Linked DNA regions of Mus musculus: all the other regions are linked to region 4. A link is a loop called in an ENCODE intact Hi-C map of the cell type or tissue named here. Cell type or tissue: heart. All regions are shown on one strand. Region 1 overlaps Lifr (LIF receptor alpha). Region 2 overlaps Egflam (EGF-like, fibronectin type III and laminin G domains). Region 3 has its middle 5.5 kb from the start of Rictor. Region 4 overlaps Lifr (LIF receptor alpha).

Evidence for each region. A loop is a pair of places that touch in the nucleus more often than their neighbours do. Peaks named below come from ENCODE experiments on the same cell type or tissue, not always from the same donor. Only the 100,000 strongest peaks of a DNase experiment are listed, where the experiment ranks them.
Region 1: it touches region 4 in a loop (1.8-fold over the local background); 4 of 42 quality-filtered maps call a loop at or near these places.
Region 2: it touches region 4 in a loop (2.7-fold over the local background); 7 of 42 quality-filtered maps call a loop at or near these places.
Region 3: it touches region 4 in a loop (2.1-fold over the local background); 5 of 42 quality-filtered maps call a loop at or near these places.

Annotation. Positions count from the first base shown.
Region 1 is chr15:7,181,166-7,189,165 of GRCm38, reverse strand. Lifr (LIF receptor alpha) reads right to left here. Exons shown (of 20, transcript NM_001358593.1): 14 at 7,134-7,313; 15 at 4,348-4,449; 16 at 3,433-3,600; 17 at 2,139-2,300; 18 at 998-1,091. Among named protein-coding and RNA genes, the nearest start is that of Lifr, 56 kb to the right of the region's middle. In heart, a CTCF peak has its summit at 3,888 (motif pointing right); a DNase peak (open chromatin) is centred at 5,967; H3K27ac peaks cover 731 bases.
Region 2 is chr15:7,200,540-7,208,539 of GRCm38, reverse strand. Egflam (EGF-like, fibronectin type III and laminin G domains) reads left to right here. Exons shown (of 22, transcript NM_178748.6): 21 at 1-38; 22 at 738-2,420. The coding sequence ends at 892. Among named protein-coding and RNA genes, the nearest start is that of Lifr, 75 kb to the right of the region's middle. In heart, no CTCF peak of the experiment used is centred here; DNase peaks (open chromatin) are centred at 2,179, 2,779, 4,419 and 6,849; H3K27ac peaks cover 4,761 bases.
Region 3 is chr15:6,698,928-6,706,927 of GRCm38, reverse strand. No RefSeq gene overlaps it. Among named protein-coding and RNA genes, the nearest start is that of Rictor, 5.5 kb to the left of the region's middle. In heart, a CTCF peak has its summit at 4,574; no DNase peak of the experiment used is centred here.
Region 4 is chr15:7,130,759-7,138,758 of GRCm38, reverse strand. The region is part of intron 1 of Lifr (LIF receptor alpha); the gene reads right to left. Among named protein-coding and RNA genes, the nearest start is that of Lifr, 5.2 kb to the right of the region's middle. In heart, CTCF peaks have their summits at 4,158 (motif pointing left) and 5,791; DNase peaks (open chromatin) are centred at 1,008, 1,628, 4,008 and 5,798; H3K4me3 peaks cover 754 bases; H3K27ac peaks cover 233 bases.

The sequences.
Region 1 (8,000 bases), 50 kb before region 4:
GGTTATTCTATTTGTGTATTACTCCTTTCATTTGGAAGCCAGGAATCTTCAAAACTGTCACTAACGATGGCATTTTAAAGAAAGTGGAGCCCTTTCTGTGATGACTGCAGCCAGTTTGTCCTGTCCTAGTCAGGACAGTTCCTGGCAGTCACCCCAGAGCCCACTGCTCTCCTATGAACCCCTAACCCCACTCACACCTCTCCCCCCCCCCTCACTTTGCCCAATTATACAGTGCCTCCAGTTTCAGAGTCTACCTGAAACCACTCTCTCTAGAACGTTCTCTACCCGAAGCCCTGTTACCCTCCAGGGCTCTCCCCAGGGCAGCCTTCCTGCTTCCTCTTCCTTCCCTGTAAGCATGTTTATGCTTCCCTGGCATGCCCTCTCTCTCTCTCTCTCTCTCTCTCTCGCTCTCTCTCTCTGGCTCGCTCGCTCTTGCTCTCGCTCTGCTGGGAGACTCCCAAGGACCAGGCTTGCTTTATTCACAACTATAACCTCTTTCTCACGGAAGGAGCATTCATAAGAAATAAACATATGAACAAAAAAACCAGGTCTAATAGGCCATTAGGACCCATCTAGATCATTAACTTGGATATAAACTTGCAGATAGCCATGGTCAATTTATCTTTGAAGGGGTGTGGGGTGGGGAGAGGTAGAGGTGTGAGTGTGGCTAGGGGTTCATAGGAGAGCAGTGGGCTCTGGGGTGACTGCCAGGAACTGTCCTGGCTAGGACAGGACAAAATGGCTGCAGTCATCACAGAAAGGGCTCCACTTTCTTTAAAATGCCATTTACTGGGATAAATTATTAGTAAAGACAGTAGGGAGAATGACGGCTTTTACTCTTTGAGTTCTTAAATATTTTCAATAAAATGTTATTTCTTACTTGATATTGAAAGTCAACCTTCTAAGTTAAAAAAAAAAAATGTCCGACATGCATAACATGACTGCACAATGAGGCTTGTAAAAACAAGAGGGTGAATACACACACAGGAACCATTACCATTCTCGCTTCCGATAGCAAAGGATGCTCGTTACCACGCCAACAATGACAGCCACAGCCACTGGGATGAGGATGGCAATAATCAATCCCACAGCTGAAAAGAAACAGTTATCAACATTGAAAATCACCACCGGATGTATGGAGTCCACAAGACATTTATTATCTGAAGAGACAAAACTCTAACTGATCTAGGGCCACCAACACTGGAGTATGATTACTCAATCCTGCCACTGGTGACATATAGGCAAGCTCTCTCTGGTGTGAGGAGGGGCAGGGAGGGCTGCCCTGTGCGCTCTGGTGTGGAGGCTTAGCCACATCCGGTTTCTAACCATGAGATGCCAGCAGCACTCCAGTTATGACAGTCAGGAACATCACCAGACATTGCCAAGTTGTCTTCGATGGGGCAGCATCACGTCCAGTTGCAACACTGTTTTAATGCCTCACGGCCTCTTGGCCCTGTGCTCCAGACCTGGACAAGGACTCCATTCTGGTGGAGGGGAAGCCCGAAGCCAAACTGAAGCTTTCTCCCGGTGAAGGACAGCAAAGGCTACCACCCTTGTCTACTGCCATCTCAGACTTAACAAGTGTGGTCTTACTGAAGGTTAGAGAGCGACTGTCTCTTACGCAATTCCCTAGACCTATTAAAATCAAACTAGTGTGGAAAATATTTAAACTGCATTAAAAAAAATCCCAACTATGCATTTAGGGTTGTAGATTTGGGGTGCATCCCTAAATTGATTAATTTCTTACATACTTATAGGGAAATAATTGACAGCAAAAACAAAAAAAGTTCTCTCATAGCCTTTGACAGTCCGCTCTTCCTGACATAAAAAAGCAATGAACTGTGAAACCTTACAACAGTGGTCCGCAACCTGCGGCCTGCGGCCTATCTGGCCAACTTCTATCTCCCAAAATATTAACGTTACAATTCATAACAGTAGCAACATTACAGTTATGAAGTAGCAATGAAAAGGATTTTGTGGTTGGGGGATCACCACAACATGAGGACCTGTATTAAAGGGGTGCATCACTGGGAAGGTTGAGAATCACGGGCCTGGAGCTTGGAACAAAGATGTCCCCAGATGCTAAGGACACTATCGCTCCAGTGGCAAAGGTGTTTCTAGGGCCGTGTTGAACTTACAGTTTTCCTTGGTCACCACAAACATGCTCTTCTCTGGGCCCAGACCACCATGTGTATAGGCTCGCAGGACCAGATGGTAACTGGTTTTACCCTGAAGGTCAGCAATCCTCAGTGTCTTCTGGGATATGTCAGTGATGTTCTTTAGCTTGATGTCAGAATGATCTAAAGCAAAGGATAATCTCACTCACCCTGAGGTCACTTTAAACTCGGGGATGAGACCCTGAGGGAGAACACCTTGCTGCTGCCCACGCCCAACCAAAGCTCCGGGGCCACATTCAAGTTCTTCCCCCACCAGTCAAACCATCTAACTACTCCCAACTCTGGCTTCTCTGACTCTGTAGGGGATGTGGCATCCTGTAAAATTTTCATGTACATTTGTTAGAACAATGCCTGGCATACAGCAGGCACTCCATAAAAATCACTTCCCTGTCTGTGACTAAGGGAAAACTCTGATACTCCTCCCTGCCCAAGGTATTTAACCTCAGGCCCACCCTGAGAAGGGGGTATGGTTTCACTCATCCACTTTCAGCCATGACAATAAACGTCTTAAAACCGTGGACTGCCTCTTTCCATCAGGATCCGCTGTGGGGAGACACGGTGATGGCCTTCACCTATGGAGCCTCTGTCTAATCTCCCGCAGAAGGCCTCTCTGCACTCCTAGCCATGGTCACCTCCAAGCCACCGCCAAGCCAAGCCCAGGTCTTCCACGGCTCCCAGCGGCACCTGGGTGTCAGAGAGACTGGGAACCTGGTGGCTCCAGACTCCTTGCAGGCCCAGGGACCCCAGAGCCAGCTCTGGATGTCCTACACCTCATACTCTGCTTACCCAGCCCCAGAGCGGTGACCTCGGATTGGCTTCCCCATGGCCACCCAGGTGACAGCATAGGGTAAGTGTGGTCAACTCCTGCATCATCCTGCCTCCCAGAGTGTCCTGGGACCCATTAACCCTACAGTTTGCCACCATTTTGATTCCAGATCATAACTGGGGCTCTGAACCCATTTTTTGCCTCTTTGGTTATTAGATATAAAACCACATTAAAAAATAAATAATATCATATGGTGTGGTTCATGTAACACTAGTAAGAAGTGGCCACCATTCTGTGGGGCTTATAAAGATTCTAACTAAATAAGCGATTTTGACTTTGAAAGAATTTACGTTCTATTTATTGTATTCTCTGAGATAGTTCTGGAAACTGTGCTCAGCTGTGCAGCAGCCCCTCTGCTCTTATGTGGCCAGTGGAAGTCTGTCTGTCTGTCTTTACACAGCACTAGAACCCAGGCGGTCATTTACTCACGTGGCTCCAAGCTCCTCGTCTTGGGCGTATCTCTCTCTCCTTTCTGAAAGTAAAATAAATACCCTCTTAGGAAGCCTCGGAGCTCTTCCACGGGGATGTCGTCCCATTTCACTAATATCGAGTCTGCCGACGTATCTTCCACGGTGAAATTTGGCGCGACAATGGGAGCTGTCAAAACAAGCAGTCAAGGGCTGAAGGGCAGGGGAGTGAGTGCTCCCGAGACTTCTGGCTTTAGAAACACCTAATCTTGGAATTAAGCTGTGCTTTTTACTCAAGCATGAATTCCTCTGATGATTGAACAACTCTACGCTAATAACCAGGCGGAGCTCAGGGAGGAATCACAGCCTTTACACAGACAGGCATCCAGGGGATAACCTGTGCCGCATGTATGGTTTTTTAAAAAGATTTATTTATTTATTTTATACATATGAGTATGCCACCATTGCTCTCTTCAGACACACCAGAAGAGGGCACCAGACCCCATTACAGATGGTTGTGAGTCACCATGTGGTTGCTGGGAATTGAACTCAGGACCTCTGGAAGAGCAGTCGGTGCCATCTCTCCAGCCCCCCATGTGCCGCATATTTTAAGTGACCGCTCAAACAGACTTCAGGGATACTCCCCTCTCTGGTGTTAGGCCTGGATACATTTCCAAGTTTTTAAGCTTCTGTAAACACAAATCAAGTACGACAGCCATGATATAACTTCCTCAGTGTCAAGACTGAAACTGTGAAATCAACAAGCAGGTGGAGACAAGTGACTAACAATTTTGATAAATTTGTGATAGGAATTATTTTATCTTCTTTGATCTAACCAACTAAATTCGGTATGTTCTAGAGCGTGACCCCTGCTACTTGCCTATTTACACGGTCTTGTGTTAGCCAAACTTTAAGAGAACTCAGACATTTAACTTACCCAGTTCTTCTACGTATCCAATTATGGAACGTAACAGTTGGTATCCCTGGTTAGTGCACCCATAGAGGTAAAAGTTGTATCTTACTCCTGGCTGAAACTGATCTGTAGGATAAACAAATCAGTGGACTTTCATCAGTCTATGTGGGTAAAGCAAGAACATTTATCTTAGAAGCATAAAATTTATAACATGCTAAAATTTCCAAAGCTAGCTACAGATCTATTATAAAAATATATTGTTTTTTTTTTTCAAATTTGGCAAACATTTAGGAGTACTCAGCAAACCACGAACATCTTCACGTCTATAGTAATGAAAAGATCACAGGATGACGTTTCTTTGAAGAGACAAAGGTAGCTGAGGCTGACATCTTATTCCTACTTCCCAGGCACCACCGTGTGGTCAGCACGGTCATGGTGCTTTCGCTCATCTATGTGCCATCATTTTGGGGATGGACAGAAACGCATGTTTCCCCTAGTCCCAGCACTAGAAACCCTGCTCAGCTCAAAGCTTTGGGACACAGGAACCAGGCCTTCATCGCTTGCTTCCCTTTATAATGTACACTGAGTGACGGACACACAAGACGTGTCTCAAGTTTTTTTTAATTACTTTTTTAGGTTAGCACACAAAGTAGTGAGTTTTATCATAGCATCTCCATATGGATGTCCTTACTCTCCAGTCCTTTACCACCCCCTTCCTTGTGTGCCCCCCATATCCCCACTTCTAGATGATTCTCTTTCTTCAATTCCTAAAGCACCTTTTAATGTCTCATCAAATCTGTAAGACAAGACTTGAGAAACAAGGAAACACACGAAGAGCCCTTCTCATCCCGGAGAAGCTGGCCAAGCCTGGGGGAAGACACGGGGCGAGGGCAGCCATGGGTCTCGGGTAGTAAGCACCGGATACAAAGAGAAGTACTGATCAGTTCTAAGATTGGAAAGAGCTCCTCCAAGTGCTCTCTAAGAGGACGGAGGAGGAGAAAGCAGGAGGAGGCAAGGCCTTCGTGAGGCCCTAACAGTGCAGCAGGCATCTGTTTCTGGATGGGACATATTCCTGTGTGGCTAATACAGTGCTTCTTTAAGCCACACGCCCAAAGAACACCTGAACCCCAGAGGCCCAAGTGAGATAGATGGTCAGCCTCAGAAGTCTAAAGGAAACCCGAGCTTCTGTCGCTAGCTAACTTTTCTCCCTACACTATTTTTTCTAAAGTGTTCACTCAGTGCTTCCAGGTACTAAGTAAATACTGATGGTAAGTCCAACTCAGCTAAGTGCATTCAATTTTGTGCCTTCCTTCCCTGGGGGGGCTGGGGAGGGGAGATATACTCGAGGCTATGGTTTTATATTGCATGTGAACCCATACCTTGTTTTATGTTAAAATTACAGATTATCAATATTGAATCGAGTATGTCACAAAGGGGCCTGCTGGGTGATGCAGAGAGAACGGAGGGCTGAAGGAGAGGAAGACTGCATCGAGAGATGAACAAGGGAAGGGATCAGCACAGAAGCTCAGCAGGGAATACCAAGATCCCCAGCTTTCCCAGGCCCCGAGTAGCGTTCAATTCTGGCACCACTGCCTCCTAACTCTGTGACCTTTCCCAAGTCCTCTGTGTCTTTGTTTTTCTCAGCTACCACAGAGAGCCTGCTCACGCACAGTGGCAGCTATTACAGCAGCTTCTCCCCTTCCTGAGGGATCTCAGTCACAACTTGTTCTCCCAGAAACACTGCCTGTGTCGCCCTGTCCAAGGGCACCCTACTTGTTCTGCAAGCCCAAGTGGGAGAGACCACAGGCTCAGCCAAATCAGTCCCACAGGAAAGGACTTGAGAGTAGGCGTAGGGAAGAGAAAGATGGAGGTGACCAGAGGAGAAAGGGGGCAAGAGAGGACCGCCACCACCTTAGTCAACTGCAGAAGTGCTCTTACAGAGGGAAAGATAGCTGAGCCCATCGTGGTTAATCGCCAAGTGCAATCCTTCACCCTTTAACAGCAGAAACAGCAAATGACCAGAACCTGTCTTAGCGAGGGAAGCCACTGAGGGCCCTTTACCCTCCAGCTTGCTTCACCAACACAGAAGGAAGACCTAGTAGCTGATGTCTCTAGAAGTATCGTGACCTACAGGCCCACTACTGGCTCAAGAAAAACCCCAAAGGCGTAGGCTCACACTGATTCTGTAGAAGGCATGGCGGCCCTGCAGGGAGGGAAGCAGCCACTTCCAAAGGAGAAACACGGTTGCTCTGAGGATCCAAACCTCACTGGGTGCCACATGGGTCAGGCTGCACCGTCAATGGTGGCTCACTTGCTAAGGCTCACAGGCTCACGGGCAGACCTGTGCTCGATCGCAAAGCTGAAGACATCCCATGCCCACTTCCATTGAGTTTCCCTGGTCCTCATATTAGGGAACTGTTGGTGGTGGCTTTGAGGCCTCAAGGACCCAAGTCCTGGACACACTAATGCGAGAGGGCATTGACTGCACTGACTTGGTTGTACAGAAGTGCGTTCCCAAACTGTGTCATCTTTGACTCCCATTGAAGCCTATTTTATCAAAATGCCACCACTTATACATTCCCTAGCATTTCAGAGCCCGGTGTGTGGAAACACACCTTTCATTTCTGCAGAAGAAGCAGACAGATCTCTGAGTTTGAGGACCTATCTCAACAAAAACCCTACACTCAGATACAAATCTATGCTGCTCTCTCTGATGATCTATCAGAGTAGATGACCACACAGAGAGGAAGTCACCTCTGTGTGGCTTTTCAAAAGCCCCTTAAAGGCCTCAGAGAGCCACGGATTCTTACCAGACTCTATGACAGTCTCCGTGCTGTTTGAAGGAACCTTTCTCCAGTCCAGGAGGCAGGGCTCAGACCGAGATGAGTTGCACCATTTAATTACGTAGTCACAAGTCATGTTGGGGTCGTGACGCCAGGTGAGGAAGATCCTGTTTCCTAGCCCCACCGCTTGCTCTACTGTGATGTCGTCTTCAGCAAGAAAAGAAAGATATTTTATTGACAGTCAAAGCAATACCAGAAGGCAAGCCTCAAGAAAATGGGCAGTAGTTACTGAAGTTATTTCGCTGTACACAAACTTTAAAACAGTGGTTAAACTAGGTAGCAATGTTTAGCAAAGAAATAATACTCTCTTATTGGAATAACTATAGCATCTACCTTTATTCAGAAGCTGAGGAGAAAATATAGACGCTTCTAGAATCTGGTAGACACATAGTAGGATCTAGACTGGTTCTGGAGTGTTCAGCATAGCTATGTGGAGGAAGAACCAGGGGACAACTAACTCTTGCTCTCCCCATCCAAGGTGAGCAGAGCTCCTGAGAGAGGGAGAGGCAGAGCACATGCAGATGGAGCATCCAAAACTGAAGAGCTGAGCATCTCCTTTCCAGGACCCCTGCATCCAGCGCCCAAATGCTGGGGGAGTGAGGGGAATGCAGAAGGGCTGACAAGGCCATGCCATGAGGTGAGGTGAGCAGTGTGGGCAGAGGCATTTCCCAGACACCATGAGATACTGGGGTGGAGGTGCACCCCCTGGGGAGTGAGAATAGGCACTGCTTGGCTGTGGGAGGTTTGCTTGTCTGTTCTGCTGGACCTGGGCCTGACAGATAGGTGAGGATGCAGGTGAGGCATGGGGACCAGAGTGGAGGACAGCCCAGCATG
Region 2 (8,000 bases), 70 kb before region 4:
GATGCGGCAGCTTAACATCAACGGTGCTCTGTACGTGGGTAAGTGACCTTGACCGAAGCTTAATCTGTCAGGCCTTTCCTCCTTTCCCTCATTAGAGCTTTATTTGTTGTCCCGGGGCTGTCTACTCCACAGGGTCAGTCATATACCTGGGAATCAGGAAGCCGTCCAAATCGTCCATTCTTCCATGTTCTGAACTTCTGACTCATGGCTGAGGTGGCAGGAAGGGACTCACTCACATTGCTTTTGTGCTCTGGAGTGATCCATCAGGAAAAAAAACCCCACACTTTTGTGTGTGTGTGTGTTTATAGACTAGGAACTTTCTAAATATAACCACATGAATTCTCTCTGAGGAAGGAGGATCCAGCTGTGTGTGTCCTCTCTCAGAATAGAATGAATAGGATTCCTATAAATGGCTAATAATCTACTACACAGACAAAACAAAAAGGGCATGAATTGGCACCTTTTGTGTTTTCTTATTGTTGACATCACGCAACATTTAAAAATCTGTTGGAGAACTATTTGGTTTTAAGGTTGTCGGCTGAGCCAGAAATCACACCTGAGATCAGCCTTTGTAGCCTGCGGAGGTAGAGTCAAACTGATCAAAATCCATCAACTGTGTGTGATGTACTCGACCCCCTGTCTCTAGCCAGGGGACACTCAAGCAGACCATAAAGGATCTCCAACAGGTGACTCCTCTTCTTGGTTCATTCTCTCTCCCCCTCTTTGCCTCCTTGCAGGTGGAATGAAGGAAATCGCTCTGCACACGAACAGACAATACCTGCGAGGCCTTGTGGGCTGCATCTCCCATTTCACACTGTCCACCGATTACCACATTTCCCTCGTGGAAGACGCCGTGGATGGGAAGAACATCAACACTTGTGGGGCTAAGTAACACCAGCTGACCTTGCCCAAGGGACATAGCCTCTATCCTGCAATCACAGAGGCCCGGAGACCCTGCCTGATGCTGCACTCAGAGGTCTTGAAATCAGGTGTGTTTACTTTCTCTGAGGAGGACAAAGTACACCCTGGTGAGAGCCAAGACTGAAGGCCCTGGGTGGCCTTCTCTGCTAACGCCCTGTGAACCGAACCCAATGGACTACTGTGGTTAGGAAGCATTGGACTTTGTTGTTCAACGTATAGAGTCTGAGAGAGATGATACGTCAGTGCAAGCTCTGGGAACTCTCTGCTGTAGCTCAATGGCTCTGTTGTGTTAACAAGAGTGAGAGCCAGACTGGATGAGAAAGAGTGAAAGAGCAAGAGAGAGAGAGAGACAAGACAGAGAGACAGAGAGACAGAGAGACCACCCCTCCAAATAGTATTAAAATATTTCTGCTCTTCCCTGACTTATGACACTAGCAGGAAGACTGGGCAACCCTGAACTTCATACTTCCAATCTCGGTCTATGGATTGTGTAGATTAACCCCTTCCATGCCCTGCTGGCTGACTCAATGTGCTCTGACTAGTCCATGGAAATAAATGTTGGGGGTAAATTAAACATAGAATAATAATCAGACTGTGGCATCCTTCCCCCAAGCTTTCCTCTAATGCAAATATTCTCTCTTTTTTTAATGATGCAGATCGAAGAAAGCGGGCCCCCTGATTTTGTAGCTGTACTTTTTGTATGTGACTATTTTTTATAGCTGCAGTCTGTCCACACCCATGGTGTGCTTTTTGAAAGTTAGTGGTTGATCCTAATTACGAAACACCTTCCTAATAGCTTTCTCACAATGGAGATGTGATCAGGCCATTTGTAGTGTCAGGGGAGCGGTAGCAAGTGACTAGGGTGGGCCATTGGGAGAAGGGACCATTCTCTTTTAGTATATGCTGACGGTTCAAGTGGATGAATATGATGCTGTCCAAAAGTGGAGAGATTAAAAGGAATGTATCACCGAGGTGGGTCATTACCGTTGTTATTTTAAGAGAGGGAAAGTGTGTAATAAATATGAATAAGGGAAAGAGGAAGAACTCATTCAGTCATTTGTGAAGGTGTGACTGATCCTGCAGAGGCCACATCTGCAAAGGGACAACAAGGTTACTAGAGAGTCGGATGTTGTGTGGGACCTAGGGCCATGTCCTCAGCAGGGTCTGAGGATCTGGGTCCGACAGAGAAGGGTGCTTTCTTCTTCTGTACCATGGTTCAGCTGTGCCCTGTGCTATGCATACACATGACTGCAGACAGCTGGCTCCCTGGCTGGTCCCCACAAGGACTTACTAAGGGAAAGGTGAGATGAATGTTGCCCCTCTAAGTGGAAGGAAATACGATCCAGCTCCTGGAAGAGCCTATAATTAGTCTCAGGCACGACTCTATTCTTGTTTGTGCAGCATCCATTCAGCAGAGACTTGAGCTTTGTGCAGAGCACAGTTTTTAGGCATATTAAGACGTCTAAGAGATGGCTAAATAAACCAGAGAGGTTTGCCCCACACTCCAGCCTTCTGCCTCTTACGTTTAGGAGCCTGTTTGGCAAGGAATCTTAGTAATCATAACAGACCCAGTGGTCGCCCTGTCCTGCCCATGCCACCCGGCAGTCTGAAAAAGAGGCATGGGGTAGAGTGTGAGCCCCACTACCTCCCAGTCACCCCTCACCCCAACACCTTCTCCTGGAGGCTCCCAGGGCCAGTACTTCCTATGATAAAATAAGAGTTGTTTTTGTAGCACATTTTGAACAGATCGCCTCTGGAAAAAAGATAATCATTGTGATTTTAGCAAAATATCCAGCTGAATGGAGGCCAGAGAATTGTCCTGCAGACCAGTTGTTGATCTACGCAAGTGTTATCCCGGGGAAGCGCAGTGACCCAGGGACGAGGGCCTGGGAGTGCGTGTTGATTCTGAAGCCGTGTCTGGGTGGGAAGGAAGCACATGGGGTTAAGGGGAGGTGGGGACAGTGGCACGGTCATGGAATGCAGGTGGGAAGGGGTGCGACAGGTGCAAAAGGGGTGAAGTAGAAGGACCCAGAGGGCAAGAAGCTTCAGAGTCTGAGTGGGAAGTAAGAGAGGATCACGACTCTGCCTCCTTTCTGTGGACAGAGCCCAGGCGCTGTGGAATGAGTTTATAGCAGATGTAATTACGAGGCTTAAGTCTTTAACCTCTAGCTGAGGGATTAGACCTCACTCTGTGCAAATGGGCAGGAGATCTGGGAAGAGCTCAGCCTGGACTTTGTAATGGGCTGCTTTCATCTCTAAGTGTAGCCATTATCTCTTGCCACAATAAGGACGGCCTAACTAACACCCACACCTCACCCGTGCCGGCGGTCGCTCCTGTGCCTTGAGTAGCCATCTTAGAGGCTCTACCGGCGTTGGTGGTCTTGACACGGTAGTTCTCCCGGTCTTTGCTGGAGGTTCCCATATGCAGAGTGACTGAGATGGGAAGGTAGCTTGGCTCTGCTCCATGTACCCCTCATCCTGCTGAGCCCAACTGGCTAGTTCTGGCACGCCTGTCTCATGACAGAGGAGGAGAGCTGGAGCACTAGAGAACAGTGCCAGGCTCCTGCACTAGTCCTCGGTTCAGCACTGCGTTGATGCCCTATTTCCCCTGCATCCCTGCGACATCTACAGAATTGAGGAACAAAGAAAAAGATTCTCTTCAATAGCAAAGAGGGGACTCTCGATAATGAGAGGACCTACTAAGGGAGTTACCATGGATACAAGAAAGGGTGAAAAAAAATCAGGACCATTAATGAGTCAGTCAGTCCACCCTAACAGATCATGTTATTGAAAGACGTGCCATAGAGGTAAGGTGCCCCCTGCCCCCATGACCACTGTCTTCTGCAGAAATATTGGGGCGGATGAGAATCGATCTACATGAGGCTATGAGAGACAGGCCAGGCTCAATGCAAGTAGTACTGGCCTGATCTATGGTAGCTGTGCTTTTCTGAGAAGGAACTAGAAGGGAACAGGACCTAAGGCCTGGTTTCGTGTGTCTGCTGTGGTGAGAGACAGGTTGAGAAGTCTGTCTGGGTTTCGGGCTGGGAAGAAGGTTCAGGGAGTGGTCAGGGAACTGGGGGTCCCTGTAATCTCATCTGAGGAGAAAGGGTTCTGTGAGCATCATCAGTTCCTGAAAAGCCCCCTTATCTGAATCTGAGAAAACTCCCGGGAGACTTCCACATGCTCTCCGAGGGGATGATGGGAACAGAGAGCTTTTTCTATTAAAGTCAACTTTAATAACCTTGAGTTCTCTAGGCCCACCTAGATCTCCCTGAGACAAGTCGATGGGGTTGTCTTTGTCCCTGCACTGCTCCCAGAGCCCTCTGTCAAGCTTGTTGGTCACAGCTCTGACCCGCTCCCTGTTCTCTGTTTTCTTGCCTGCCTTTCACTTCCTGGTCAGCACCATTTAGGCCTTGAGCTGCTCCAACACAAACAGGCCGCCTGGTTTCCACACACCAACTGCCCCCAGGTCCACAGCAATGGTCCTTTCCTTCCGATTCCCCTCCTCTGCTTTCCGACAGCTCTTCCCCTCCTCCCTTCCCCACCTCTCCAAGTGGGAGGAAGGATCTCGGACATATGCCCGGAGCTGGCGGGCTGAGTGCTTTCCACTTGGAGGAAATGCTGCATTTTTCACCTTTAACCCAGAAAAATATGGTTCTCAGAGATTTTGTTTTTAGCACTGAGAGTTCCCAAAGGAAGAAAAAGTGAGGAGCGGGGAGGAGGAGGGAAGGGGCATGGGGAGGGGAGGGGGAGGGGGCATCACAGCATCCTGACCACCAGCCCTTACCCCATTGGCTTCTCATCCTTGGGAGAGAATTGCCCAAGGGCAGCCTGTAGAGCCCCAGCAGCTGCTGCATACAGTGAGAGAATCACACTTGCAAGTGGAAAGAGGATACGTGGACTCACTCAGGGATCTGGACAAAGCATTATTAGCTGCTTTCCCATTCCTTCCTTAGCCTCTCAGCCTCCTCCAGCTTCTGCTGGGCCCAGGAATCAATAGTAGCTGCTCATGTGCTAGAAGTCAGTGAAGGCCTGGCCCCCCATGCCAGGACACTGGAGGAACAGAGGGAGGTTCGACAGCTCTCTGAGACTTTCACCCTGAGGGGTCCCAGAGGAACGACACACCAGCAAGAATCAAAACCTCAGTGCCAAGGGAGGATGTGCGTGCCTGTAGCCCAGTCCCACAGTGGGGTCTCAACCCTGAGGTTCTGTCTTTCAAATGTATTGTAATTGTGCATGCAAATAAAACAGATTAAACCAGGAAGAGCCTGACAGGCGAGGCCATGAAAGGCCACATTTGGAGGCTCCCAAGATGGCAGGCATTGGCGTTGGTTGGTACCAGGCTGTCCCCCGGAAGTTCTATATTACAAGTGACTACATGGAGGCCAGCATATGGCTACCCCAGTTTGAAAGTGCAGACTAGCTTCTGGGCTAAGTTGTCGGAGCGATCAATGTCCAAAGAATGCTTATGTATTTGATCTTAACAGTTGTGCCCCTAGGATGGCCAGAATGAGTAAATTTGTTTAGCTCAAGAAGATAGAAGCCATGCCAAAAGATAGGTGATGTCCTGGACAATCTTATGTCAGCTTGAAATGAGGTAGAGTCATTTAGGGAAAGGGAATCTCAACTGAGAAAATTACCACACTAGATTGGCCTGTGGGGGAGGGGAATATATATATATATATATATATATATATATATATATATATACACACACACACACACACACATATAGTTGTTTAAACTATATATGTGTGTGTGTGCGTGTGTGTACATCAAATCATCAAGCAATATACATATATATATACATGTGTGTAAATATATAATATACACACACATATATATGTATATTGATGATTTGATATAGGAAAGTACATCTTGACTGTAGACAGTGTCATTCCTGGACTGGTGGTCCTGGGTGCTGTAAGAAAGCAGGCCGATTAAGCCACGAGGATCCAGTGCACAAGCAGCACTCCTCCAGGGAGTTTCTTTAGTTTCTTCTTCAGTTTCTACATCCAGGTTCCTGGCTTGAATTCTTGCCCCGACTTCCCTGACTGAATAGACTTACAAGCTTTAAGATGGAATAAACCCTTTCTTCCCTGATTTGCTTCTGCTCACAGTGTTGGATCACAGCAACAGAAAAGTAGCTGTGATAGGTGACTTGTCTGAGGTCTCAGAGAGGGCATAACCCTGGCACGGCATTGGGAACAGGATCATAGGTTACACAGGGGCGTGCTGGGGCTTCCTGGCCTTCACTGTACTGAGCAAAGGCCTCAAGAGTCTCCTTGTCAGTGTGCTGTTACAGCTCTGTTGAGAGTGAATTCTTCCAGAGTTCTTCCACTGCAGGTGTAAAGAGATGAAACTGCTAGTTATGTGGGATTCGGGCCCCTCTACAGGCAGTTAGGTCTGGATTCAATTCGTTTCCCTCTTCTCCTTTGCCTTCAAGTCCAGAAATAGCCTCCAAAACTCAGGGGAGTTGTTTAAACTATTTCTGACTAAACGCTGATCCCTGGGCCCCTGACTTGTCTTGGCGAAACTGTGTGCTCCAAAGCAAGTCAGACAGCAGGCAACACCTCTCTGCCTCACCAACTTTAGCTGCTTTCCCTTGTTGAAACATCTTTGTCCTAGAAAGTCTGTGGTCCCTAGGAACTCTCATCCTTTCCTGGAAAGACAGAAAGGAACATCATGTCTTAGCATTTGGAGGAAGTCTCTTCTATTCATCTGTCTGGTTGTTCTGCTTTGTGTAAGATTCTAAGGGTGTTTGGAGGCACAGAAGGTTCCCAACACGTAGTGTGGTCTCCCCCTGTTGTCCCAGCTGTCCATCTCTAAGTGGGGGGCCCAGCCTGGGGCTGCAGCCTCCTTGGACAATATGATACTAAAGGGCTGCAGCTCTGACTTGGCTCTGCACAAGAGGTCTTGGATAGAAACATCTCCGAGAAGGAAGGCCAGGGAGGCTCAAGGAATTTGCCGTTTATACACATTTAATAACAAAAGTTAGGGGCACCAAGCCAGGGGATTAGCTGAGGAAAGCCCTGCTAGGAAGTTGGCTGAAGGAGAGCAGAGTCAGAGAAAATGAGTATCAGAACAGTGGGAGGAGAGGCCTTAGCCTAAGGGGGGTCACAGGGCCCCCTTGTGATGAACTCAGTGCCTGTGGCGGACATTCCATATTTTATCTGAACTCAGTGGGGGCGGGGGAGGTGTCAGAGAAAACTATGGGAAAGAGGTGTAAGATGGGGTACTGCTTAATAGACAATGTGCCCACTGGTTGCCCAGGGCACATTCACACGACCTCAGACATGAAAGAAATCTCTGTGATGGTTGGCTCCAGCCTGCTGATCAGGCTGGTGGGGTAACACCGCTTGCCAAGGATGGAGGACTCACCTGGTAATCTCTCTCTGTCTGGGCTGCAAACCAAGAGGAGTTTGTTTGGAGGCCTCAGGTTTTTGAGGGTTGGGGTTCTGCTAGGGCCTCAGTGAGCCTTGTTGCAGACCTCCCTCCACAGAACCTCATCAAACCATATTCATTTCCGAAACATTTCCTGGGAGCTTTTTCACAGGAAGCTGGTGAGAATATAAAACAGAACTCAAGACACCTGGGCAGTAGTGTTTTGAGACTCAGTATCCTCTCTAAGCTCACTGGTCACTCTATTCTTTCAAGGCGGGGAGACGCCATCTTTTACAGAAGGTCTTATCCTTCCTTGAGTATCTCCCTCATTCAGTTAGGCTCTCGGGGTACCAATGTTTTGTTAACTTTAAGTCCACTTATTGGTAACCTGAACACAAGAATAACGTTTTATTTATCCAGTTTGAGACAAGAACCGTGCAAGCCACAGGGCAAAAAATCCCAGGAGTTTCTTAAAATCCTGCCTGCTGATAACCATTTACTTTTACATACTAAGAATATCCTGTCTATTTGCCCAACTTCCCTAAACAATGAGTCAAAGGCTCATAGGATAGGGAAATTTTATATTCAGAGAGAAAAATCTATTTTAGACCTCCTATTTATAGTTCCTGAAAAAAACATTTTCTTTGAGGGTAAGGATGTATTGCCGATGACTGCATGTCCAGGGAGGAGCACAG
Region 3 (8,000 bases), 430 kb after region 4:
ACTATTCCCCTTTCAATTGTGGGATCATGCCTGCATATTTTCTTCTTGCTTGGTCACCTACAACCAATAGTTGTGGTTGGACTTTTAACCAATAGTCGATCTATGACAGTTGTAGAAGCAACAAAAGTTTTTAAAAGAAAAATAAAGAAACACCAGGAAAATAAACTTGAATTGCTGCTCTCTTGGGGTACTACCCCATATCTCAGGATGAAGTCTGCATTCTGGCATCTGCTGCCCTGTTGCACTTAGCTTTAAGGATCTAACACAATTACAGTGCTTTAAAGAAATATTCCCTGACACTATCAGCACAAGCCTTGATAAACAACAAAATTGCTTCCTTTTTATATAGCTTCCAAGTCTCTATGGAAGTTATTTATTCTATTTCCTGCCTTAGATGAAGACCACAAAGCTGGAGGTCTGGCCAGAACATGAAAAAGTTTATCTTTCATCCCTCCACACATCACAATCACTAAAAACAAAATAAATTAGTAGAAATCTGTCCATAAAATGCTAGCAGATTGTCAAATGGTCCTTCTGGTGCTAATGTCCATCCTCGCCTGTTTTAAGTCATTTCCTAGCCTGATGTAAGTTCCTTTAAGTTCCAGGCTTTCTTTAAAGTGAGTACAATTGACTGACTTTAAGTTAGTAGAGGAACTTGCGAGTCTTTCATCTTCATAACTGTGTGTCCTTATTTGAAGACCACTATTTATTTATTCCATCTCTTCCAGGAGGGGGAAAACACACATCATTTTCAATCTAGCCATCATTGTTTGTTTTCTTCCGTTTCTATTTCAGGGAATTGGGTTCTCCACATTTGCTCTTAAAGTGGGTGGCTTTCTGACCAAAAGAACAAAAGACACTCATCTAGGGATGAGGACTTTAGACATAATAAACATTGTACAGTATGCAAAGTTATGCTTGAGTTTTAAATGATGTCAATCATAATTGGCCCCAGAACACAAGATACTTATTAAGAAAAACATAAATAAAAAGCCTGGTTATTTTCTGTGATGTGATGTGTGTTACAAATCTCCCTTGAGACCCGTCCTCCCCTCATTTGTTTTCGCCTGCCCAGAAGACTTGCTTCTCTAATTTGATTGTGGCTCTAACCTAGCCACTGTGGATATGACTTCCTCTTCTTAGTTCTCATTTCCCAGTCAGCTTTCAGTTACTGTGTCAATGAATCTTTTTTTTCTAATACTAGTCATTGATAAAAAAAAAGTTACGTGAGAGGGAGTCCAAGAGCACACCTCTGACTGACAGCTCAGTTGGCTTTGCAGATGCCATGACTTCAGTGCTGGTCGCCAGCTGCTTCAATCCCCCGTCCTGCTACACACAGTTGATAATCCTGAAACTGTATTTTATCAGTTCGAGGCACAGCTGTAATGTTGAACAGAAACAAAAGCCTCCTTGCCAAAGTCTTGGTTCCCTTTAGTCTATCTGCCTTGCTACATAGGCCAAATGGAGATAAAACAAACTGAAAACCACAAGGTTCGGGGAGACCTTCTCTTGGTAACTTGTCTTTGTCATCAAGCCACACATTTACTACCTAGATAAAGGCCATTAAAATGACAGACGATGGAGTCAGTGAGACCGATGATACCACCCTTCTCCCACTGGAATGTGAAGTTCCATCTTTGATCACATCAAAACAAAGTTAGATTTAAGGAGGATTTAAGCACTTTGAGGATTTCTTTACATTTTGTTCTGTCCAAAAATAATTATTTGAGTTTTATTTTAAATAATTTTGTAAGGTATAAAGGCCCCTGCATAAATAGTTTTAAATGAAGAATAAACTTATGCTAATGAAAGAGAAATATCTGTACATTCATAACAGCATCCAGAAGCATGTATGCTATGGTATCAGTTGTGGTTTGGGGCTGTTAGAAATGTGAGTGATGTGTTTCCTTGTTTTTCTCAGTTTATTTTAAAAAACAAAATTTTAGTTGGATAATCTTTTGTAAGGAAAACTAGAGAAATTTTCCTGGCTATTTTAAAGTCAAATCACAAATACTTGTATATAATACTAATTTTGTAATCACTGAACATATCAAAATTATTTTTGTATCACTGTTATTAAAAGGGAAAAGAGTCAAATATGTATCACAATGCATACATATATTTACCATTTTATTAAGTTAAAACATAAAGATGAAATAAAAATATTAAAAGTCACTGCTTTACTAGTGGAAGAGATAGTAATTATAGAACCAAGATATGCTTAATTTTTTCCTGTATTTCTTATTGAATCTTGTGATATAGCAATTCAAAAGTCTGCTTCTAGAAACACAAATTAATAAAAATAAAATCTCACAACAATTAAAGCAAATAGCGAGGAACCACACCACTGCCTTCAGTTTTTAAACTTCTATCCTACAGTTCCATTAAGACTGACCAAGATTTGAAAAATTAATTTTACTAATAAATGTCCATTTTTTTTACCACTTTCCCCAGAAAACTAGAAGATAGAACATTTAGAAAATTTCAGTGAAAACTAACAACATGCTTTCGGAACAATTCACCTGAAAGATGCTTACACAGATAGGAAAATTCTATTTCCAACTTTTGAAAAAATGAAAATATAAAAATCTGTGTGGCCGTACTTAAATTTTAATCGTTTTTAGAAGGAAAAATCACAGCACTGTGAAACTGAAATGTTCTTGCCTTACCCCACGTCTGTTGAAAGTCATGATGTGCTCAGTTATTGACACCACGTTTTTCCCAGAGGAGAAAGAGAACGTTTTAAGAATCTGGTGGGTAGCATGCCTTGGGGAGCTACTTACTTGCCATCGAAGGACAAAGAGTGCCAAATAGTTGCTCTCTTCTCATCTTAAACTGTGAAGAAATTGCAGCATCCGGAAGGTTTTGTTTCTAGAAAATGATTAGAGGTTAAAGCATCTCTCTTTGAATCTTGTTTTCAAATCTCACTTTCAGGAGGAGCTTTCGTGGCTCCCCTGGAGCACTGCTCTTATGAAGGAAGTTGTTTGGTGATAAGGACACATATTCTTTGATATCTTTTTACTTTGGTGGCATGGGGCTGGGACAAGGAATTACTTGGAAATTTTAGTACTGAAGAGAATTTAGCTGATCTCATAAGAAGGCGTGTTTGGAAGCACCAATATGCTTCTGGCCGACTGCACGGAAAAAAAAAAAACAAAAAACTTCCATAATTGCTATATATTTTCTGCCCTGGTTTACCAATGGAGCTAAATTTTGGCTTCATCAACAGATCTTGTTTGTCCTTCTGTTTCAGCCAATTTTTCTTTTTCACCATAGCAGGAAATACCACTATAGTCCCTGAAGATAATTCTGTCTATGACTAGAAAGAAATGTCTCCTTTTGGAAAGTACTGAATTCAATAGCGTATAACTTCTAACATCACTAAAAGAATATGGCTATTATACTAATCTTTAAAAAATATTTTACTAAGCAGCCAGCTTTGTCGCATCAATGGCTAATGTTTCCTGGGGGCAGTTTATACTTCAGATCTCAGGAATAGTGGGTAATGGGTGTAAACTCCTGTTTCACATAATGCTAATAATTTCTGTCTTTAGACACAACATCTAGTTGTACCATTGTTGCTTTTGTTTTCTTATAAGAAAACCCTGAAAATGCTAGAATCAGAACCATCAGATCTCTCAGACTCTGGATAATTTGTGCTTTGCTTTCGTTATTCTGTTATATACACACGTAGTTTCTTTGCAAGACTTTTTTTTTTTTTTTTTTGGATAGGTTCTATGTAGCTCAGGCTGGCTTTGCACCTGCAATACTTCTGTCCCAGCCTCTTGAGCGCTGGAATGGCAGGCATGGACCATCACATCTGGCTCTGGAAGACTGTGTTTAGACCATGTGTACATTTTGTGATGTATAGTTTAAAACATCCTCCTTAAATTCATTTAGCTTGGTATATAGTCATAAGCTAAGGGGGAAGGCCGCTCTGGGAACTCCTGGGATCTGTAGAATCCCAATTCTTCCGTCCCTCGGGATGCTGTGTATAGACTTAGCCTGCTGACCAAATGCCAGGTAAATTGTGGATCTTTACACTATCAATAGACTGTCTTCCGATCTTGGAGAAAGGAGTCTTCAAAAAAAACCTCCTCAAGGGCTGCAGAGATGGCTCCGTGGTTAAGAGCACTGACTGCTCTTCCAGAGGTCTTGAGTTCAATTCCTACCAACCATATGGTGGCTCACAACCATCCAGAGATCCCTCCGTGTCTGAAGACAGTGACAGTGTACTCAAATACAAAAAATAAATAAGTCCTTAACAACAACAAAAACAAACAAACAAACAAACAAAAGTCCTCCACTACAAAGCATAAAACCAAAATAAGAGACCTAGGAGATTCAAGATGTATATCTCAGTGGTACAGTCCTTGCTTGGGAAGTAAAAAGCCTGTGGTTGATCTTCAGTAGGGACAGTAAAATCAGAATAAAGAACAGGAAACGTGGTGAGTGGTATTACTCTAGGGATAAATGCCACAGGCACAGCAGAGAGAAGACTAAGGTAATATCCAAGGTTGGAGAGCCAGTATCAGGAGGTGGACCAAACTGAGCCCAGCTTGGTTGCGCCCCCTGCCCTCCATCAGCAGCAACTACAAGTTCTTTTGGGAGAAAAGTCTAGCATGTACTGGAAAATGGAATCATGATCCAATAAAGAATACTTTATATTATCAAAATCACAGGGAACTGTCACCACTACTAAGAATCAGAAGACAAAACTGATGGAACTCTATAATTTCTGGGAAAATTTATACTTAAATTGAGTGATACTTGGACTTTAGGTAGTGACTATCAGAAACAGAATAGAAAATGCCCATTGTACGGTGGAATGATTTTTTTGACCATGTCTCCGTGATACTGTGACCTTGGGGTAAAAGAAACAAAGAGAATGCCACATTCTCTCTGGCATTCTCCCTGGGATCTTTAATATATATATATATACACACACACACACATATAAATATATATATATAACACAAAGTTGTGAGAACTAACACAACAGCGGTAACCCCTGACTAGGAACTGAAATGACTGAGTTCAGCTGTGTTAGATGAACAGAGTACCAGAAATGAGGGGCACCTACTGTGCTTAGAAATTTGCACATGGGTCTCTTGTTTATTTACTGAAATTTAAAGTTTTAACAACCTTCGGGCAGGGCTCTGGGAAGCTTTGAATATTTTACTATTATCTATGGTTTTGAGGGGTTTTTAATATCTAATGTCACGGCATATTAAGAGGAGAGGAGGTAAATTGCCATGTTAAAAAGAAGAATTTGTTCTAAAGAAGCAACATTTAATGATTTCTTGTCTCCGTGGAAAATGATATGGTTTATTTTTCTTTTTTTTTTTTTTTTAAACAAGACAGGGTTTCTTTGTGCAGCCCTGGCTGTCCTGGAACTGGCTCTCTGTCGACCAGGATGTCTTTGAACTCAGACTCTGCCTCTTAGTGGTGGGATTAAAGGTGTGCACCACCATTGCCTGGCATTTTTATTTAATTTTTCCGTGTGTGTGTGTCTGTCTGTCTGCATGTCTGGGTCCATGTGAGTGTATGCACTTATAACTGTGCAGCAAGTGCCGCTATGTGCCACCCCCCCCACACCCCAGCCCTATAGTCTTGCGCGCGCTCGACTCGACCAGCAAGAACGACGCTGCAACAGGATCCTTCTGCACACGTTTATTGGGAGAGCTTGATTGCAGAGGCGAAAAGACTTCGAGCCCAGAGCTGGTGCTGCTTTTATAGGCCTAGGAGAGGCGTGTCTCATACCCGGATTGGTTATGCACTAAGCCTCATTTGCATGTTCCTCATCTGATTGGCTACTCTCTCTCAGTACCTTACAGAACCTCATTATCATACCTCATTTGCATGTCTCACATCTGATTGGTTATACTCTCAGTACCTTACAGAACCTCATTATCATACCTCATTTGCATGTCTCACATCTGATTGGTTATACTCTCAGTACCTTACAGAACCTCATTATCATGCCTGGGCCAGGCAGTGTTTTTGCAAAAAACTTTCCTGCATATGTACACATTGGTTGTTTGTCCAATCTTATACGTGGTGGCCAGCAGTAGTCAGTGCCACTCAGCAACGGCACATGTGGCCTCCCACATCTCCCCCTGTTTGTTTTAATAAAATGAGGCTGGACTAGGCCTGTGCAATTATGCCCATCCGCCGTGGCTCCTGTTTTAGGTCGTTCCTCTAATGTCACAGCCTTACCCGTCATAGGGTAACCCTATCGCCACCGGGCCCCATGTCTTAGGTTGGACTGTGCACGAGGAAAGTTGCCCGTCTCTGGATACCGCAGTGCTGTGTGACAATAACTGCTAAATGACCTAGGGCGAACTCTGCAAAAGAGGCCAGCCAAAAAATGAATTAGTGGTGAAATCATGATCACTCTATCGCTTGCAATGAGGAAACCTCAGTGATGTGCAAGGGCTGATCAATGATCGTTGAGTCTCTCTCATCTCAGTGTCGTGGAGTGCAAGAGCAGAGAACTCAGATGCCAACTAATTCTTGAGCATGGATAACCAAATTTCAGGGGAGGAGCCGTTTTCAATAGCTAAAAGTGCCTGAGTTATAATCACCTTGTCACGTTTTTGTTGGGTTCTGAATTTGCATACCAACCAGAGCATGAACGCCAGTCCACAGCATATGGCAGCACCAAACAAAATCACTCCCACCCATTCCTTAAAGTAAGAAAAAGCAGAAGTAAACCAAGAGGTAAAGTCTCCGAGGGTCACTGGTTCCACTCTGGTCCCATTAAGGTTCAGGATCTGCATCTGCAGTCTCGCCTGCAACCTCTCCAGCTCCTGCGACCAGTTCCCCTTCAGGTAATTCGATAGGTCTGTACTTTTAATAAAAGAATTATTAATATACTTATTGGGAGTAATGCACACATGCGATGTGGATGCCACACAACTCATTTGTATGACATCCATCATCCGTTCCATATTATGTTGTAAAATATCCACTCTCTGATTCACTAACATTAACCCTGAGGCGATATGAGAATCCACCTTTTGCAGGGTAAGCAATGCTTCAGAGGATTTTTCTGCTATCTGACTTATGGTGTCAGCAGTATTAACTTGATGGGCCATAGCAGTTCCTGCAGTAACTGCTGATGCCGCGGACACCACAATGGCTGTAACAATGGCAGCTGTGATTCCAAAACCTCTCTTTTGCCGAATAAGACTCGTTATTGGGAACTTCTCTGGATCTGCCTCAACAGGCACAGGGACAAAGATTGGTAGATGAACCACTAAGGCTAAGAATTTGGTTCCATTCCAGCATTGCGTCAAAAAACAAGTAACATTTGTACAATCTAACCATTCTGTATTATTTTGAAATTCAGCCAATATAAAGAAAAATGGAGGATTGACACAAACTTCTACTGGAGAAGTAGTCATATTTTTGATAATTCTATTAGTTGTCACATTATCTAAATGAGTAGAGGTATTGGAAAGAGTGGCAGAAACATTCAATATCTCATGAAAGGTTCCAGTCAGCAATGCAAAGGCTGACAGACTGGTACTAGCACCTGCCTCATTGCTTAAAATCCATTGGTAATATGGCCAAATATTTTCTTTCCCTGTAGCATCTCCTTTATCGCTCATTATAGCAAAATCTAGTGGGGGTGACAAAACAAAACCCTTTGCTATTTCTTTTCGAGGAAAAATTTTTGATTGACAAGGTGAAAAAACTATAGGAAATGCGAGGTCCGGATGACACCAAGGCATGCTGCGTATAGCAGTAGCATTGCCAACAGGCCATCGTGATCTTTTGGGAATGGTCACCTTTCCCTTTATCATAATAGTGGTGATGTTTATAGGTGAAGTTATATTATTTTCAACATCACCTGAGCCTGATTGCACTCCTTGAGCAACTTGCGTTAAAGCATTAAACAACACTCCAGAGCTCACCTTATTTTGGCTAATGGGATCTGCCCAATTAGAGATAATCTTTTTCTTTAAAAATATACAGGGTGTAAAAGGTTTATC
Region 4 (8,000 bases):
TTACCTGCTATAAGGTGGAACGTTCCAGAACAGAGTCCTCTGTGATCCCATTGATCCTGGCCTTGAGAGCAGTGTTGCTCCATCCTACACTCAGCCAACAGTCTCCGTGCCAACACGGCCCAGCTGCCGCCTAGGCACCATCGCACACAGGCCTTGCCTCTCACTAGGAGAAATTCTGCAGAGTGACCTGACCCCTAAGAGAAGCACGCTACTGCTAGTTCCGGCGGAGGAGTGGGACCGTAGTGGGCTGTGGGAAGCGATGCCATAGATAGGAGCGTGACATATAAAACGTGGATCTTGCTTGTGTCCCCTACCTATGTCTATGACTTCCCATGGGGGGGCATGCTGTCCACAACTCAAGACGTTGTGTTCTTTTATTTAGCTATATGAGGAAATGGAATGTAAAGTCGGCATTTGTCACAAAGGTACCTTTTGTGACGACTGACTCTCCACTTTCATCATAGAACCTGTCATGTTCATACTGCAGACCCACAAAGCGTATGCTGTCTTCAACGGTTACTGAGGGTAAAATATTTGTCTTTGCACCGTTCATGAGAGCTAGTGCAGTTGCACGTACTCTCGGGTGCAGGTCTCACTGCCCTTGTCTCCTGGGAAGATGCATGCTGGAATTTCTCACTCAGAAGATGCATAAACGCCATGCCTCCTAGATTTATGAGGGAGGGCCTGGCAATTTTACGAAAAGATAAAATTTCAAAACGGCATGAGGTCTCCCTCGCAGTGGCAGGAGTGTGCCCTTCACAGAAGGTGCAATAGCAGTTTCCAGCCCAGAAGCCTAAGAAAAGTGTCACCCAACTTCAATAAAAGTCATCTGTAAATGTCAACACGGTGACGTCACCGAGCTGCTGCTCACCCAGCGGGTCGAACAAGTGGACGGCAGTGTTTGTGTTCACTGGAAAGTAACATCACGTGCTTTCTTCTGAAAGGACAGGACAGGAGGCCAGGATCTGCAGCTTGCTACCTTACCTCAGTGACCTCCTGGCTTCGCAGTGCCGTGGTTGTTCCTGTGTGTTGTTGCACGGGCAAGGTCACCTGTACCTGGGGCACCGTGGCCTATGCAGTACTGGTAACACAGACACACCCATCACTGACTGAGTCAGACAGACCTAACCTTGAGGAATGTACGGCTGGACTACTCAAGACAACAACAGAAGGAAGCAAAAATGTCTTTAAAACAAACAAACAAAAAAAAAAGAAACAAAAAAAACAAAAAACAAACAAACAAAAAAAAACAAGCACTAGCAACAAAGAGTATTTGCATCTAAGTGGGCGAAAGCCGGTGTCAGCAAGCCCACCGACCTGAGTTCAATCCCTAGAACCGTAATGGTGGAAGGAGAAAGGCCTCTCCTGGGAGTTGGCCTCCGACCTCGGCTTGTACATACTCACGCACAAATACATGGATGGTTTTTCTTTTAAAACCTCAAATCACTTCCCAATGGCCAGGAGCAATGCTGTGTCAGGATGCCCTGAAATTTTCAAGACCCACGAAATTGATCTAGCAATCTAGAACTCCTCTACTGTTCAGGGCGCCCAGTGTCCGTCATCCCAGCAGCTCAGGCAGGGTATGTTTAGCCAGCCTTCTCTGCCGCTAAGCACCCACACAACAGGGACCGAAACAGACGCGGAACTTACTCAAGTTCACACAACCACTGGGAACGGAAATGCAACTTCCTCCCCGGCCCCTACACTGTACCACATGCTTTTTAGATATTGGGAATTCTGGGGGGGCTGGGGGGGTGGCTGCTAAAAGCAACAGAGCTATTGATGTTGCACACAGAATTCATCTCAGCTAGCGTCTAGACAGTAATCTTGGGGTCATCCTACACAGTGTCACAGAGCTGATCACATGTATGCATGTGCACGCTCGCTGCAAAGACAACACCTAGATGAATGACCCTACATAGGCCTCTTGGTCATCTGGCTTGACAAATGGTAAATTTGGTGCAGCTCCACCAGTGGGCATCCCCTGCAGCACTGTCCCTTCATTACTCATGAAAACCATAACCAATTCCTATTACTGAGCACGGAAGCTGTTTCCACTGGGGAACAGGTGTTTTAAGAAGTTACAAGGAGCCGGGTGTGGTGGCACACGCCTTTAATCCCAGCACTCAGGAGGCAGAGGCAGGCGGATTTCTGAGTTCGAGGCCAGCCTGGACTACAAAGTGAGTTCTAGGACAGCCAGGGCTACACAGAGAAACCCTGTCTAGACACCCCCCCCCCCCCCCGGCCAAAGAAGTTACAAGGATAGCTTTGTCAAATTGCAGGGGTGGTTTTGATATGTGCATGGTAGTGGAGCAGCCTTCAGCATCTGCAGACAGCTTTTCCCCCTGATCTCCCTTCCTGGTTCTGATACGTGGCACATTTTTGAGGCTTTTGATGAGTAATGCAAAATTGCCCTCCTGGAAAGTTACCACAATTCAAACATCCGCCAGGCATCTCGAAGCGACAATTTCCAGAGCCTGTGGGGGCTTTGTGAGATTTGATTTCAAATATCCAAATTCCAACGAGCCCATAAAGTTCTGAAATTGTGAAATCACTTGACTGATAAGACACATGTGGAAGAAAGGCAATTCAAGGCACTGTTTGATCTCAAAAGTAAATACTGTTTCAAGCATCAAAGATAAAAGGTTAAGGATACCAGGAATTAGGGAGTTTACAAGGTGACTCCTGGAAAATTCAATGCCTGGTCAGTAAGGGACCAGATGCAGCCACACCTGCCAAATTTGGCCAGTGCTAGAGCTAGGAGTTTGGGTTTCAAAAGTAGCACTCTCTATTTTTTTTAAATGAGAAATTATATATTCATCCATATTATATAAACACACTCTCACAGATAATGTGCCCATCGGACAATTGGAATTCTTTTAGGTATGTATTTACTTAACAAAATATGGGGCACCTGCTGTGGGCGGAACTCAGTGCCAGTGGTAAGATGACACACGGAAGCCCACAGTGGCGAACCCCTCAGGGAGATGCTCCTCTAGACAGAACTCAGACTCTTTCAGGTAACAGTCAGTCCAAGAAGGGTCAGGATGCTGGTCAGTCCTCAGTGACTGTCCCCAGGCAAATCGTGGCATCCCTGGGTCTCAGTTTCTTTACATATTAAACTCCAGAAGCTGACTTGGGGATCCGAAAGGGCCCTCTGACTCTCAAGCTCCACGCTGTGGCTAGGTTGTTTGAATCCTCAATTTTTTTTAAAGATTTATTTCTTATTATATGTAAGTACACTGTAGCTGTCTTCAGACACAGCAGAAGAGGGAGTCAGATCTCATTACGGATGGTTGTGAGCCACCATGTGGTTGCTGGGATTTGAACTCAGGACCTTTGGAAGAGCAGTCGGGTGCTCTTACCTGCTGAGCCATCTCACCAGCCCCTGAATCCTCAATTTTATGTTTTCCTAAGAGCTTACATTTTCATCTCCCTCTGTATCTTGCACACGCTCTCCCCTAAAACTGTTTTTGTTTGTTTGTTTGTTTGTTGTTTTTACCACAGTAAAACTGCTGATCATGGTACCTTCAAGGAGTAAGCATGGGGTAAAGTTCCAGTCAGATAACTTACATTCCCGCTTTAACTGTTTCTTTGGAGAAGTTTCTCAAATGTTCACGCCTTACTCACTTTTATGCTCTAAAGGCCCGAAGAAGGGCCTCCAGAAGCTGACTTGGGGATCCGAAAGGGCCCTCTGACTCTCAAGCTCCACGCTGTGGCTAGGTTGTTTGAATCCTCAATTTTTTAAAAAGATTTATTTCTTATTATATTTAAGTACACTGGGGCCTCCAGGCCTGCTGCGTGCAAACAGCTGGCATCTTGTCATCACGCCCTAATGTCCACAGTGGCCCTCAAACAGCCCCAGAGGTTACAGCATGTAAGTGTGGGCCACGGTCTCACCTTCATCCTACCACCACCAGGGCTCAGCCAACTCACAAGGTTCTGTCCACAGGACAATTACAACCCATCTGCCCCGTTAGCGTTTTCTAATGTTAGAAGCAGGGAAGTACTTCTGTCAGCACTTGTTATTTTCCACCAGATGTTCCTGCTACCACCGTGTCAACTGTCCTTGGATCTAAGAACTTCTTACAGAAGTGTGTGCTTCGGGGATGAAGGCTTAACCCAGACACACACGGACCTTCAGAAAGAAATATTGCCCCCTAGTGGCCCTTCAAGATACCACCACATAACAAGATTATGCTCGATTCTAGACATGAATGCTAATTCCAACTTATTCAGCCTTAGAAGCCAAAAGAATGAAGGAGAGCCAAAAACTTCCCACCGTGCAAAAGTACATTAGAAACCAAAAACATACGCCAAAAATTCCTCCTCACCTCCCAACACTGAGTGGGCAAGGCTTGCGAGCACCACCTTCAGCCTGCGTCAGCAGGGGCAGTGCAAGTGTCTAGAAGGAACACATGCAGCATTACTCAAGACAATGTATGACAACTGGAATTCCTGCCTTTCTGCAACCTGTACAGGGACTGCAAAGGACCTGCTTGAGAGTGCTTGCATTTCTAAACATCGAAACTCCCTACAATGCCTCGCTGGCTTCAGCTACTTGCGGGAAGTGAGACTGAAAAGGACCAAGACTACTCTGCTCACAAAGGAGGTGTGGAAGAACCCATTGTTTTCTCAGTGTCTGCACTGCCTGTGTCACGCCGAGCTGGGGGATACAATTATCTTACGTGGAAACAAGTTACTACCATCAGGTATCAACAGTCAGAATAGGAAATTAGAAAGAGAGAGACGGAGGGAGACAGACGGACAGACAGACAGAAGGAAGGGAAAGAAAGAAAGAAAGAAAGAAAGAGAGAGAGAGAGGAGGGAGACAGACAGAGAGAGAGAGAGGGAGAGAAAGAAAGAAAGAGAGAGAAGAGGGAGACAGAGAGAGAGAGAGAGAGAGAGAGAGAGAGAGAGATCAAGCTCACATTCTGCAAGATCACGGAACTCCTAATACAGAACAGGGGCCCAACAGTCAATCACCAGAGACAAGACTCTTATCGCACAGCTCTAACAATTGCTTGGCATGAAACTCCTTTCCCAAACTTTCAATTAATATAAAGGAACATATATTTAGAATAACAAACAGATTAGGAGTTGGGAAGAGGAAATACCACAAGTTCCTGCTATTTCCCAAAATAGAGCAGGCACACACACATTTCTTCTGTGAGAACAACATACCTGAGCTTGGCACAGCTCATTGGTCAGTCGCAAGCCCGAAGAACCAAAACATCACATTAAGAAAAAAAAAATTTAAAAAAAAAAAAGCATCTGAATTATTCACTCCCATGTAAATGGCTGCTCCATTGAAATCAAAAGTGAAAATTTGGGCTATCTCTTGGAAATCACTATGACTTACTAAAAGGGGCTGTGTTGTGTTTTGTTTTGTTTTTAATACTTCCGACTTGAATTTCATGGCAGAAGGATGAGATTTAAGGCAACAATCTGAGAGTGTGTTAACTGTAACACACATGGTAAGGCCTAGAGCCTAGGTGGAGAACTCAGATAACAGACTCCGAAGAATTCTGACCAAAAATCAGGCAAGATTATTTCTTAAGGTTTTTCTTTATTTGCTCATCTACTCAACAAATAATGCAGGACGGAGGTGCAGCCTTGGCTGTGCGTGCCACAGGAAACAGCAAGCCCTGTCCCTGAACTCCTGGAGCCAGCATGGAGGAATTCTTCCACCCTCTTCTCCATGCGCAGCACCCCAATCCAAGCACATGCCCGCAGCCTGCCCCTCTCCCCAGTAGTAGCATAGCACCGTGGTGGCCCTATGGCGCCGCCTGGATGTTGATTCGTGCAGTGCCCTCTACCTGAGCTACACTTCCCCTTTCTCCAGAATCATACACTGCTCAGCTCCTACCAATCTACCCTAGGGAGGCTTCTCGGGCCACAGGCAGCAGTCTTCAGGGCGACCCTATCCACCTCAGCCACGCCCCTCTCTACCTCAGCCACGCCCCTCTCAGCCACGCCCCTCTGCCAGGGCAGGGTAGGTTCGTTTCCCTGGTCCTTAACCGGATACCATCTTTCTTCACTGCTCTCTCACGTTTTTAATCCATCTCCACAATTCAGATGGAAACTCATGACAGCCAGTCTGTTTGTCCCGTATAAGCTGGATCTCAGTTTCCCGAAAATTGCCTGGAATATTAACAGAAGACTGATAAACACCTATTTATGAAGAACAAATATGGACCAGTGTTAACAACACTTTTGTATTGACACCACAATGTTAGGTCCCAAAGAAAACAAAGACCATATTCTAAATGCTAAGAGTGGATTGGATTTTAATTAGATTTTTAAAGGTTCCTCACAGCTTATAGAAGGAGGAGGAAGAGGAGGGGATTGGAAGGGGAGAAGCGAGAAGACGAAGAAGAGGAAGAGCCTCCACATAGGATCACATAAGGCTACATAATGCATTGTGCTCAAATGCTAGCATTAGCGAGGCCTAACCTCTACAATTTATTCTGCTTCCAAAATCACTCTTAAGAGATGCCAAGGACAAATACTTTCTCTAACAATGAAGGTGTAAAAGCAATTTATTCACATTAAAGTAGAAGCCAGTGGTGATCAACCACAGAAACACAGACTTTATCCTAATGAGAAGCAAATTTTCTGGAACACACACACAAAAAAAAAAAAAAAAAAAACTCCCCTGCCTTCAATTTAATAATAGGTATAAGCCTTCACTGCATATTCAAAAACATTTAAACTCTTAGGATTTTTTTTTTAAAGACAGGATCTCATAATATAGCCCTGGCTTGGAACTCAGTACGGAGCCTAGGCTGGCATAGAACTCACAGACATCCACCTGCCCCTGCCTCAGGAGTCATGGGATTAAAGGCTCCACACAGGGCCTGGTGGATTATTCTTGTAAGTGCACAGTTTTACTTTGTTTTGTCATTAGGAGGATGACTTTAGGTCCTGGCCATCATAGCTCTCATTTCACAGCAAAGATGCCACAAATCCCCATGGGTCACTTTGGAGTCATTAAATCAGAGAATGTGCACTGGGCAGAGCTGCCTCCACTTCCTGCAATGTGAGGACGCAACTTTGGGGCCCTGGGAATAACTGAAACCCACTTAAAAGCCTCAAAAAGAAAAGTGCTTTACAACAACCTCACAGCAAGATATCAGAAGACTATACCTGTGAAGAAAGAGAACCTTAAGTAAAATATGGCTTATCCTTAAAGGAGTTCTCAGATGTTGTGTCAGAGGGAGAGGGAGGTGGCTCCCTCGGGGGATGGAGGGATGGGGGTGGGAAGAACACTGGAGACTGTCTGGACTTAGGACTTCATGGGGAGGCAAAGAGCTGGTACAGAACAGGGCATGCGACTATCCCAGCCAGCAGAAAGACAAAAAAGAGCAAAATGCTACCAAGCATTGGGCTACATTCGGAGAGAGAAAAGAGCCAGAAAGCTGGTGCTTACTGATGCTAAGGGAGTGGTAGGAGAGAGATGTGCCCTTTACTCTGAACTACGTAACCAGTGGATTTTCTCTAATGTGAAGAGGTGCCCCACAAATTAATATGGTAACGTCTTCACACCATCACTACACTATTCCTAACACAGTCCCCCCAAAAATGAGTCTTCCGTAGCAAAAGTTTTTAAAACTCAGGAAATAATTCATTTGGTTTTAAAAGCACAGTCCTCGGTCCTCATTCCCCAGAGGAGACTCCAAGTCTCCACTCACTGGAGCAGAGCAGCCTGTGATCTCACCTCTCACAAGGCAAACACACCTCAGCTCAACTCTGGCCTGAGAGCAAACAGCAGCTCCGGCCTCCTTGACAATACGCCTCCTATTGAAACTGAGCTTAAGGTTCCTCATGGATGCCTCCAAATGAACACAGTTTCCACCTGGTTGGAAGAAGGAAAGTCAGGGAGAGAAAGAAAAGAGCACAGTCCAGTGTTTTTTAAAAGCACAGGCTATGCTGAGATTTGCTTCCCTCTGCCAGTCTCACCCGAGGAGCCTCTGCTCCTAGTGGAGTATGACTTCAGA